2 separate regions of the Homo sapiens genome follow, and region 2 is linked to region 1. A link is a loop called in an ENCODE intact Hi-C map of the cell type or tissue named here. Cell type or tissue: GM12878. All regions are shown on one strand. Links, peaks and the distances in the headings refer to the core of each region. The heading gives the core; the rest is flanking DNA. Region 1 has its middle 6.7 kb from the start of ACTG1. Region 2 overlaps SLC38A10 (solute carrier family 38 member 10).

Region 1 (5,365 bases), core at 58-5,057:
TCCCAGGACCAGGTCTCTGCATGTGTTGTCCAATTCTCACCTGGTCCCCAGACCAGGTCTCTGCATGTTTTGTCCAATTCTCACCTGGTCCCCAGACCAGGTCTCTGCATGTTTTGTCCAATTCTCACCACTGGAGGAGAGTCCCAGACTGTGGAGTTTTCACAGGGAGGGAAACTGAGGCAGTCTCCTGGGTCAGGGTAATTAGCCAGAAACAAGGTCACATTCTGGGAGGTCAGAAGGTTCTGGAGGGCGGTGTGGGCACTCTACACGAGGGTTAGGGGCTTGAATGCACACAGACACTCAGGCCGAGAGTCCCTCAACCCCACTCCCCTGCCCCGCCCCACCCCCGCTGCTCCAGGCCTTCTGGAGACAGGATCCCTGTTGCAGTTTACCTGAGGCTCCCCATCCCCGCTGTGAGCAGGAACCAAGGAGGCCCCTGGAAGAGCCCTGAGCTGGGAGTCGGACACCTGGGTTCTGGGCCCGGCTCAGCCCTGTGCCTGCCACGTGACCTCTCTGTACCCCAGTTCCTGTCAAAAAAGAGGAGAGGGCTCTGCGATGTGAGATGTGTGGCCCATCAGGGGCTCTGAGGCTGCTTGCCCTCCCGTGTGGACAGGAAGTCTGGGGACAGGAGGCCGTCAGGTGGCCCAGCAAACCCCCCAGGCGTCTTGCCTGACACCCAGGGGCTCAGTTTTCGGTGATGAGTAAGACGTGCTCAGTGCCTCTGTGTGTCGTGTGTGAGACCTGAGACCAGGGTGCCTGCTCCTCCCTCTGTTCCCAAGGGCATAGCCCCAGGCCCGTTTGTGACCCTCCACTGGGCCCGAGAAGAAGGCTCCTTTCCCCAGGCCTCATTCCCCTGTGGCCTCCCAGAGCCGCACGGAGTGGGGAGGGTCTGCTCTCCACCTGGCCATTGTGGACCCCACCCCAGGAGCTCCGGCCGCCCCCCCCCCCTCCAGTCCCACTCCTTCCTCCCCAGAGGCAGCGAGGCCTGAAGTTTGTGTTTCCCCTCAGGGTGGTTCTTAGCTGCGGTCACAGATTGCAGGGGAGGAGCCAGAAACGGAGATGAAACCGAGGAGCCCCCACCCTCTTCACAGGGCTAAAGCCAGAAACCACCGTCCCAGGCCACAGCCTGCCTCATGTGGCCATGCCTGCTCCCTGGCAGTGCGCGTCCTGCAACCCTTCCCACCCCAGGGCCTCGGCTTCCGCAATGAATCCCCATGTTTCAAATCCCCGCTGCTCCCAAGGCTACCTGCTGCCTCGGGGTAGAATCTAAGCCCCTTCCCCTGGTGCTGGAGGCCCACAGAGTGGGCGCTGCCTGTCCCTCCACTCCTTCAGCGCCCTGACCACCGTCTGGCTGTTCCTTTGCCCCCAAAGCTGTCCCACTGGCTGCCTCCTCCTGGCATGCCCCCATGCCACCCACGACCTCCCATCAACTCCTATTGATTATTAGCTTCTTTCACCCACTCTCTGCCCTAGAGCATTGGTTCTTGGGGCACAGCATCCTTGTCCTCCACAGTGAAGCTGGTGCCCCTGTACCTGGCATAGCCCCTGTACCTGGCATAGCCCCTGTACCTGGCATAGCACCTGCCCAGCAGCTGCTCGTGCAGGAAGCCCAAGTAGGGGTGGAATAGAGAGGGAGGAGTTCCCAGCCCTGGAGGAGGGAGCGCAGAGGAAGGCTAGGCCGATTCGCAGCTGCCTCCTATCTCAAAAACGTGGAAGGGGCTATAACTCTAGGGCTGGGAGGGAGGGGAGTCGTTTTCGCTGACTCTCCGCACGGACCCTCTCCTGCCCGCTAGCTGGTCAGCTCCTCCAGCTCTCCCCGCGGCAGCAGGCCGGGGAGCAGATGTCTTGTCCAGTGTGCGCGGGGCACCGAGGTAGGGAAAGCCTGTTTAACCCGTCCCGCCCCTCCTGCTCTGGCCAGCAGCTCGCCCAAGCAGCTCTGCAGAGCGACTAGGTCAGGGCCTCTCCAGGTGTCTCCACTCGAGGGACGGCTGGCGCCACGCGGAAAAGGGGAAGCGGGTCAGGGCGGGACAAGGGCAAGAGGTTACTGCTCTGGGCGCTGTGTCCTAAGGGCTGCCTCTTGTCTGCGGAGAATGGAGGGTGCCGGGGGTCAAGCCCGGACTCTGTCAGGGTACCCGAGTCTTAGCCACGCCATCCTTCCCCAGCGCGCCGCGGGGGCGGGCACAGCAGGGCGGGCGTGGCTGGGAGACCGGCTGTGCCTCGCCGCCCCGCCCGTCCCAGGCCGGGAAGCTGGGACTTGAGCTGGTCTGCATTCGGGCAAGGTGAGCCCCGGGATGTTTCTCAGGCAGGGCCCAGGGCTGCACGCCCTAACTTGGTGCGGGGTCGCGGCGGTCCAGCCCGGCTGCACGTGGTCGCGCGCTCCTTGCAGCTCCCAGCCCGCCGGCCCGCGCTCCTGCGCCCCCTCCCCACGCAGTCGACCTCTCCTGACCGCCAGGTGCACGCAGGGCGCGGGCCTGGGCCTCAGCTCCGCGCACTCCCCCCGGGACGCGGCACCGGGGCTTCGGGTGGGCCCAGGACCCGCACTCAGCACGCACTTCCCCCGCCGAGCACTGTCTGGCAGCGGGGACGCACCCCCAGGACCACGAGCTCGGAGGCCTGGGGCCGGGAGATGGCGCCCGTGGAGTGGGTCCCGCGAGAAGGCCGGGAATGGCGGGCCGCTGTCGTTCCCACCTGGGCCGCCAGGTGGGTGCCGCTATCGCCGCGAGGCCGCACCTGTCGCGCTGCCGGAGCCCGCGCCTGCCCAGGAGCGCCAGGAGGGACCCCCGCTCCTCCCTCCGCCACTGGGCGGGGCCGGTCGCTGAGTCACGGCCGCACACCGGACGGTGACAGAGGCAGGGCTGCCTGGGGAGGGGCCGGTGACCTCAGTCAGGGCTGACGCGGAAAAGTGGGATGGGGTCACCCGTGGCAGTGGATGAGGGGGTGGCCCGGGCCTCCACTCACTGCCCACGCTAGATGTCCGGGGTCCCTCCTGCGACCGAGGACAGGAGGCACCCACAGAGGACCCCAACACGAGGACCCTGGCCCTGGGTGCGGGGCGTTTTTCCCGCACTCTGCTCCCCTAGCAGATGGCCCCTGCTAAGCACCAGCTCCCAGAAAAGGAAAGGAAGGGGCTGAGAGGCTGGATCGAGGCAACCCAGCAGGAAAAGGTGGCTCCAGGGCTGGAGGGGTGGGACTCAGAGATCTCACTACATACACCTGCTGGGGACAGAGGCTTCTCCGGCCTTCCCAGGGCTGGGCCAGGCCGTGGCAGGGGCCGCCCCAGACCTGTGTCCCAAGGGGCCAGGTTGTTTGCGGCTGGGCTGGCTCCGGGAAAGTCAGAGGGGGCACTGCCGGACAGGGGATGTCCAGTGCCACACCAGGGCGGTCACACTTCCTCCTGGGGCCGTGGGGACACAGGAAGGCCTAGGGGAGGGGTGGGGGGAGAACACACTCAGGAGGTGACCCTGAAGGTGGAGAGGCCCGAGCTGGGGTCACACCATGCCCAGGGAAGGATCATGGTTGGCCCAACCCATGTGTCCACTTGGTCTGTGGGAGGGAATCACCCTGGGGAGCCCCCTATGCCTGGCCCCCACCCACACACACCTTGGGCTCTCTTGAAGGTTAACTGTGCCCAGCACCTTGACAAGCCCCATTTCCTCCAGTCCTTAGGACAAGGCATCCTTTGGGGGCGTCACCAAGCTGGGAAGGTGAGCCCCCGAGTCAGTGTTGAGTTTGCGTATCGGCAAGTGCCTTGAGCTCACACCCCTGGAACTGGCAGTTTGGTGAGAGATGGAATTTCAAGTTGAGAACTGGCCTGGGATTTTGAACGCTTAGTCCCTGTCTCTTGCTGGCACTGCTGCTGATGAGAAATGAATGTCACTGGATTCCTGATCCAGAGTCCAGGTGTTGTGTTTCTCTAAGAGCCTTCAGGCTTTTCCTTGCTGATCTAAAACTGCTTCATGTCCCTGGTGATGCTTTTGCATTCATTATCTTGGCTACTTCCTAGGCCCTGTTCTTGCTAATTTGCTTGTATTATTTCTTTTACAATTTCTTTCTTTTGTTTTCTGTTCTTCTGTTTTGGGATTTCTGTTAATTGGGCATTATACCTTCTGGATTTATTCTCTAATATTCTAGTTTTTTTCTTCTGTCTACTTTTTTAAACCTTCTGGGATATTTCCTTGACTTCTAACCCTTCAGCGGAGTTTTTCATTTTATTTATTATAGTTTTTAACCTTTTGGTTTTGAAATTTTTTTTTCTTTTTTTGAGACAGAGTTTCACTCTTGTTGCCCAGGCTGGAGTGCAATGGTGCGATCTTGGCCCACCGCAACCTCTCCCTCCCAGGTTCAAGCGATTCTCCTGCCTCAGCCTCCCTAGTAGCTGGGATTACAGGCATGTGCCACCACGCCTGGCTAATTTTTGTATCTTTAGTAGAGACAGGGTTTCTCCATGTTGGTCAGGCTGGTCTCAAACTCCCGACCTCAGGTGATCCACCCGCCTTGGCCTCCCAGAGTCCTGGGATTACAGGCATAAGCCAAGCCCAGCTTTTTTTTTTTTTTTTTTGAGACAAGGTCTTATTCTGTCATCCAGGTTAGAGTGCATTGGTGCCATCTCAGTTCACTGTAACCTCGACCTCCCAGGCTCAAGCAAACTTCCCACCTCAGCCCTCTCCATCCCCCAGCAGCCAGGACTACAGGTGTATGCCACCATGCCTGGCTAATGTTTGTATTTGTAGTAGAAATAGGGTTTTGCCATGTTACCCAAGCTGGTCTTGAACTCCTGGGTTCCAGCAGTCCACCCGACTTGGCCTCCCAAAATGCTGGGATTACAAATGTGAGCCACCACACCCAGCCTTTGTTTTGAAATTTCAAACTTACCTCGTTTTAAACATCTTGACACATTTGCTTATCATTCTCCTTCTATTTCTGAGCCCTTTGGAAGCAGGTTTCAGGCATGATGCCCTTACTATTTTAGGGTGTGTTTCCTAAGAACAAGGATGTTTTCTTCTATAACCACAGAACAGTGATCAAAATCAGGCAACATCAGTATCACACTGTTTATCCAATTGACAGGCAATGATGGCGTGGATCATACAACTTCGGTAATGACACTTGTCCCAGAAATGTCCTCCGTAGTGTGTTTTCCTCATCTAATCCAAAATCACGTTATAACGTTTTGTTGTCATAAACTTTTTTTTTTGAAACGGAGTCTCACTCTGCACTCTGTTGCCCAGGCTGGAGTAGAGTGGCACGATCTCGGCTCACTGCAACCTCCGTCTCCTGGGTTCAAGCAATTCTCCTGCCTCAGTCTCCTGAGTAGCTGGGATTACAGGCGTGGACCACCACACCCAGCTATTTGTTGTATTTTTAG
Region 2 (5,365 bases), core at 236-5,235, 270 kb before region 1:
GAAGTGGCTCAGAGCTCCGGGAGCCCAGGGGGCGCCTTTTGGCTCTGCCTTCCGCGCTGCAGGTGCAAGGAGGGCGAGCTGCACCTGGAGAAGCCAGGCCGCAGCGACTGGGACGTGGCTGCTGCACCTGCCCTCCCTCGGACCGGCTGTCCTGAGGCCACAGGGCAAGATGCGCGGGCAGGAAGCGTGTGTCTTACGAACATCCTGGGAGGTGCCCGTGCCAGGGCTGGCCCGGAGCTCCCACACCTGCTCCCAGGGGCTTGGCACAGGAGGCTGGAGCGGCTGTGCCCTGCGACCCCCACACAGATCCCTGGAACAGACCCTCTCAATGCTGAGGCACACGTGGACCCCGCATGGGGCAGGGTTGACCATCTTGAGAGAAGGCTTGGACACTGCCACCAAATGCACGTGACTTTTGGTGAGCGGGGGCCCAGCCACACACCCTCAGAGGGCGGGTGGACCCCTAGCCTGGGAGAGGACATGGCACAGAAGCCTGTCCCCAGCAGGCTCACAGACGGGGCTGCTGCTACCCAACTGCATGAGGCCACAAGGAGGGGTCGCAAAAAGCCAACAGCTGAGACCCAAGGGGCGAGAAGTTTGGAGGAGGATTCAGAGCAAGTTTTATTCTCAGGAGAGCAAAGGCGTAAGGAGCTTTCCTGGAGGGACAGGTGACAGATCCCTGTAGATGAACACAGCCGAGCTCCGAGGCCCGAGGGTGTGGGAGCAGTGCTCTGGGCCAGGGCTATGCTAGGACCAGGGCGGGCACAGCCACCCCCAAACTGGGTCCCCTTGGGGCACAGCCTTAAAATAAACCTCCACATCTGGGTGCAGGCACGCCCACACCTGGCTGGCTTTAAATACTCCGAGTGTTAAAACTGTTAACAAACCTGCTTTAAAGACGAAATGGTAATCACAAGCCAAGTGACAATGCCGCAGGTGTTTTAAAGGGGAGCAAGGGAGATAAAACGGTAATCACAAGCCATGTGACGATGCCGCAGGTGTTTAAAGGGGAGTAAGGCAGATAAAAGGTTCCCAGAAAGCAAGCTGCTGATGGGAAGGGAGCAGAAAGCTCTCCGAGGGGTCTGCTCAGCAGGCGGCTGGAAAGAGAAGGGGGGCCTGGCAGGGCTCCCGAGGATGACCTGGGCATCACCCCAGGGCTGGGGGAGGGGGCTGCCGCTCCCTGGGCCTGAGGCAGGCGGCTGTAGGGCGGAGGCCTTACCCTCCAGCTGGCTGGCCGCCTGGTTTCCACCCGCTCGCTCCACGTCCCTCTGCTCGCGAGGCTCGGGCGGCAGCCCAGGCCCTGGAGCCGGCTTCTCCGCTGGGAGGGGAGGCTTCCCACCTGCACACACGGTGAAGACTCAGAAGGTTTTGCAGGAAAGTCAAGGGAGGGTTTGGGGGGTTGGGGGACAGAAGGCAAGGGCGGGACAAAAGGAAGTGGCAGATGTTTCTAAAGTGACACCCCCGTCAGCACAGTTTATATTCAACCTGATGATTACTAGCGAAGCAATAAAAAAATATTTAACAACCTCATAGGCTTGTGGCAATGAGCCAATGGTAACTGCCTTCGCAATTAAAATGCAAGAACTGTCCTAAGCAGCTCTTAGACGGGCACTTAACAACGTGTTACCTGTCAGGCGCCCCCCGCGCCGCCCCCCGTGTGCGCCCAGACACACGAGCACAGCGCGGCACCTGACATTTAGTGGTCTGGCAAACAACTGTGTGACAGATATTACAGTAGCTGTCAGCCACCAGCCTCTTCCTGTCCCCACCAGCTGCCGGGGCCCGCTCCATTTGCATGCTAATCTGGTGCAGGGAGAGAGACTGGGGACTGAGGGAGGAACCATCGATTCTGCTGCCCCTGCCCAGCCTCCCCAGCCCAAGAGGGGAGTGTCTTCCGACACGAGCCCAGGCTGACACCCACCGTGGTCGCTGTCCTCTGCGGGCTGCCCTGTGTCCCCGGCGGCGTTGCCTGGCGGCGGTCCCCCCTTGGCCTTTTCCCCTCCACCCACCGCCAGGCCGTTCTGCTGCTCAGACAGCACTGCCTGGGGCCGAGGATGCAGGCCCCTGTCTCCTGGCCCCAGGTCCTCCTTTGCAGGCTGGACAGCTGGCTGACCATCTGCTTCTGGAACTTTCTGGGGATCTTCAGGAAGATCACCCGCCTCCTCCAAGGCCTGGGCCTGTCCAGGCCTCTTCCCAACCTCTCCCTGCTCCGGCTCTTGTTTCTCTCTTTCTGAGTCGGGCAGAGGCGGCGCCATCTGGCCCTGGACCCCTGGAGCCTTTCCGCCCGCGTGTCTGGATGGAGGTTTGTTCTCTTCTGGCACCTCTCGGTCTTGGCCTTCATCTACCACCACCTTGTCGTGAGGAACAGGAGGCTCGTGGCGGTGGGCCTCGCCCACAGGCACAGCAATCCCTGCAAGGGCACGGGGGACAGATGGGGTCAGGCTGAGGCCCCTCCTTCCCTTCCCAGGGAATTAGAACTGGGTTCTTCCCTGGGTTCTGGCTCCCAACAGTGTGACACAGGCCAACAGATACCACCTCCCCTGCCGGCCTCCCTGCTGCCTGGCCAAGCACAGCTGATGCTAAAGTTCAACAGGGGCAGCTGCAAACAAGTTGCTCTGGGAGGGGCAGGACATTCATCTGAATTGAAAGACAGAGAAAACAAAAAGGACCAGAACTTAGGCTGGGCTGAAGGGAAAAAGATACACACAGCCCTGAGAGCCACCCCGCAGGGTGTCCAGCCTGCAAAGGAGGACCCGGGGCCGCCCTTCCCCATCCGCACCCCCAGCCAGTGCCCAGCACCTTGCCCAGGGCGATCGAGCTGTGCCTCCTCCGGTGCCTCCTTGCCATCTTCCCGTCCAGGCACATCCACGGGCCCCTTGATCTGGGCCTGCTCCAGCTCCTCTCTCTCCTTCGGCAGCTTCGGCTTCTCCCGGCCATCCTCAGCCACGGCCACAACCGGATCCTGGGCTGGGAGCAGGGCACAGTTAGGGAACTGCACTGCCAAGCAGCTCCAGGAGCGGGGCAGCTCTCCCTGGACTGTTACCATATTTTCCAGCCAAATGGCAGAGTCAAAGCAGTTTCTTTTTCCTGTTCGATCATTAGCAGCTAAGTAGCACAGAAAACTGTCATTTTTCATGTGTATTCACAACAAAAATATGTCAAAATGCGATTTACACCTAACTGGGGGCAGGGAGAACTAGACTCCATGTAATACTCAGTCATTACCACCAGATGGCGGCACGAGCCCACCGACCCACTCTCCCACAGTCCCCTCCATTACCATCACCTCCATCATCACCGTCATCACCGTCACCTCCACCACCACCACCACCATCACCGCTATCATCACCATCATCTCCATCCCTACCACCATCAACATCACCATCATCACCATCATCTCCATCCCTACCACCAACATCACCATCATCACCATCACCATCACCATCATCACCATCTCCATCCCTACCACCATCACCATCATCATCACCGTCACCATCATCACCATCTCCATCCCTACCACCATCACCATCATCATCACCGTCACCATCATCACCATCACCGCTATCATCACCACCATCTCCATCCCTACCACCATCACCATCATCATCACCATCACCACTACCATCACCACCATCACTGCCAACCCTACCATCATTGCCATCACCTCCATTATCGTCATCACCACCACCATCTCCATCCCCACCACCATCGCTGCATCATTGCCACCACCTCCATAATCATCACCTACATCACCGTCACCTCCACCGTCACTGCCATCACCTCCATCATCGTCGTCACCTCCGTCACCACCACCACCACCGCCATCACCACCTCCCTGTCCCAGCAAGGCCATATGTCCACTGAGACAGGCGCTGCAGCCGAGGGGGACTCAGGTGAAGCTGTCTGAGGAAGAATTCACACAGAGTCCAGTTCAGAGCAGCAGATGGGGCCTCACCAGCTCCCATAGGAGAAGAAAATGGGGACAATTAGCTTAGCTTTCTACCAGCCTTCTAAGAGCAGCCTGATATGTTAGTCTAGGGAAACAGACAGTTACACTGTTGTCAGTTTGGAGTTGAGAGTCCTAGACAAACTGTAGAGGGAAGGTACCACCCTACTGGGTAATAAACTAGTTAACAGAAAGCAGACGCTAGGCTCTACAGTTTAGTTAAAGTAACAAATTCAACTTTTTTTTAAGATGGACTCCTGCTGTGTCGCCCAGGCTGGAGTGCAGTGGCACAATTTCGGCTCACTGCAACCTCTGCCTCCCAGGTTCAAGCAATTTTCATGCCTCAGCCTCCTGTAGCTGGAATTACAGGAACCTGCCACAATGCCTGGCTGATTTTTGTATCTTTAGTAGAGACAGGGTTTCACCACGTTGGCCAGGCTGGTCTCAAACTCCTGACCTCAAGTGATCCACCCGCCTCATTCTCCCAAAGTGCTGGGATTACATGCGTGAGCCACCGCGCCTGGCCCAAGTGACCAATTCTATAAGCGTATGGCCACCCGCCTGAGCAGGTGAAAACATACTGGTCTCCATCACACGATTAGGCTTCGGCAGAGGCCCCATGCGGAAACAAGCCATAACTGTCAATCAAGAGGGCCTGTCCAATGGATTACTAAGTGAAGAAAGGGAGGCTGGGGAGGGGAAGGGAAAATATAGCAAAACAAAGGAAATCTCCGTTGTCATAGGACAAGTTGCCTCAGAGCAGTCATTTTCTCAGCAGGAGCAAAATTCAGTTCCTCAGGCCGTGAATGACCAGTCTGGGGCTCCAGGGGGAGCTCTGTGTGGGTGCAGGAGCCGCGGGACGGGAAGTGAGCACGGTGAGCCGGGAGCTGCCCCAGAGGTCCCTTTGGAGAACCTCCCGGGAACGCCACGCCTCTCAGCGTTCTGCAAGTGTTGCTGGATTGCACGGGCACCTGCAGGAAGGCTGTGCGAGTGTCCTGGCTCCCCGCCGCCTGCAGCAGCTGACCAGCCAAGGGCTGCACTCACAGCCTTCATGCCCGGCGCTCTGCAGCTGTCTGCGGGCAATGCACACAGCCTTCTCCACAACGGAGCCCATCTTTGCGTCAGGGACAGTTTGCCGGCAGTGCCTCTTGGCTGCAGTAAAACTAACACAAAACTTCAAAATCAGCAACTGAAAAACGTCCGAGTGCTGCCAGCCGCTTCCACTCTCAACATGAACACAGGTTGCGCAAAGACAGAAAGGGGCCCTGTATGGGGAGTGCCCCCGCCAGCTCACGACTGAGCTCCTCGGGAGGGAGGAGATCTCTGGCATCCGAATTTCTTCTCCTAGAAGGCCAGCAACACACCCGGCTAAGCCACAGTAGAGGCGGCCACGGCCAAGGGGGATGGCTCCACGCACGC

The links. Peaks named below come from ENCODE experiments on the same cell type or tissue, not always from the same donor. Only the 100,000 strongest peaks of a DNase experiment are listed, where the experiment ranks them.
Region 2: it touches region 1 in a loop (2.9-fold over the local background); 7 of 110 quality-filtered maps call a loop at or near these places.

What each region holds. Positions count from the first base shown.
Region 1 is chr17:81,516,824-81,522,188 of GRCh38, forward strand. It overlaps a transcript of FSCN2 not described here. Among named protein-coding and RNA genes, the nearest start is that of ACTG1, 6.7 kb to the left of the region's middle. RefSeq lists enhancers at 98-723, 352-591, 724-1,347, 3,042-3,091, 3,102-3,211 and silencers at 2,062-2,611, 2,752-2,911. In GM12878, for the core only: CTCF peaks have their summits at 1,140 and 2,661 (motif pointing right); DNase peaks (open chromatin) are centred at 706 and 1,058; H3K4me3 peaks cover 3,753 bases; H3K27ac peaks cover 3,320 bases.
Region 2 is chr17:81,250,274-81,255,638 of GRCh38, forward strand. It overlaps SLC38A10 (solute carrier family 38 member 10), which reads right to left. Exons shown (of 16, transcript NM_001037984.3): 12 at 2,800-2,967; 13 at 1,922-2,410; 14 at 1,220-1,339. Among named protein-coding and RNA genes, the nearest start is that of NDUFAF8, 14 kb to the left of the region's middle. RefSeq lists enhancers at 1,408-2,075, 4,434-5,125. In GM12878, for the core only: a CTCF peak has its summit at 3,235 (motif pointing right); no DNase peak of the experiment used is centred there.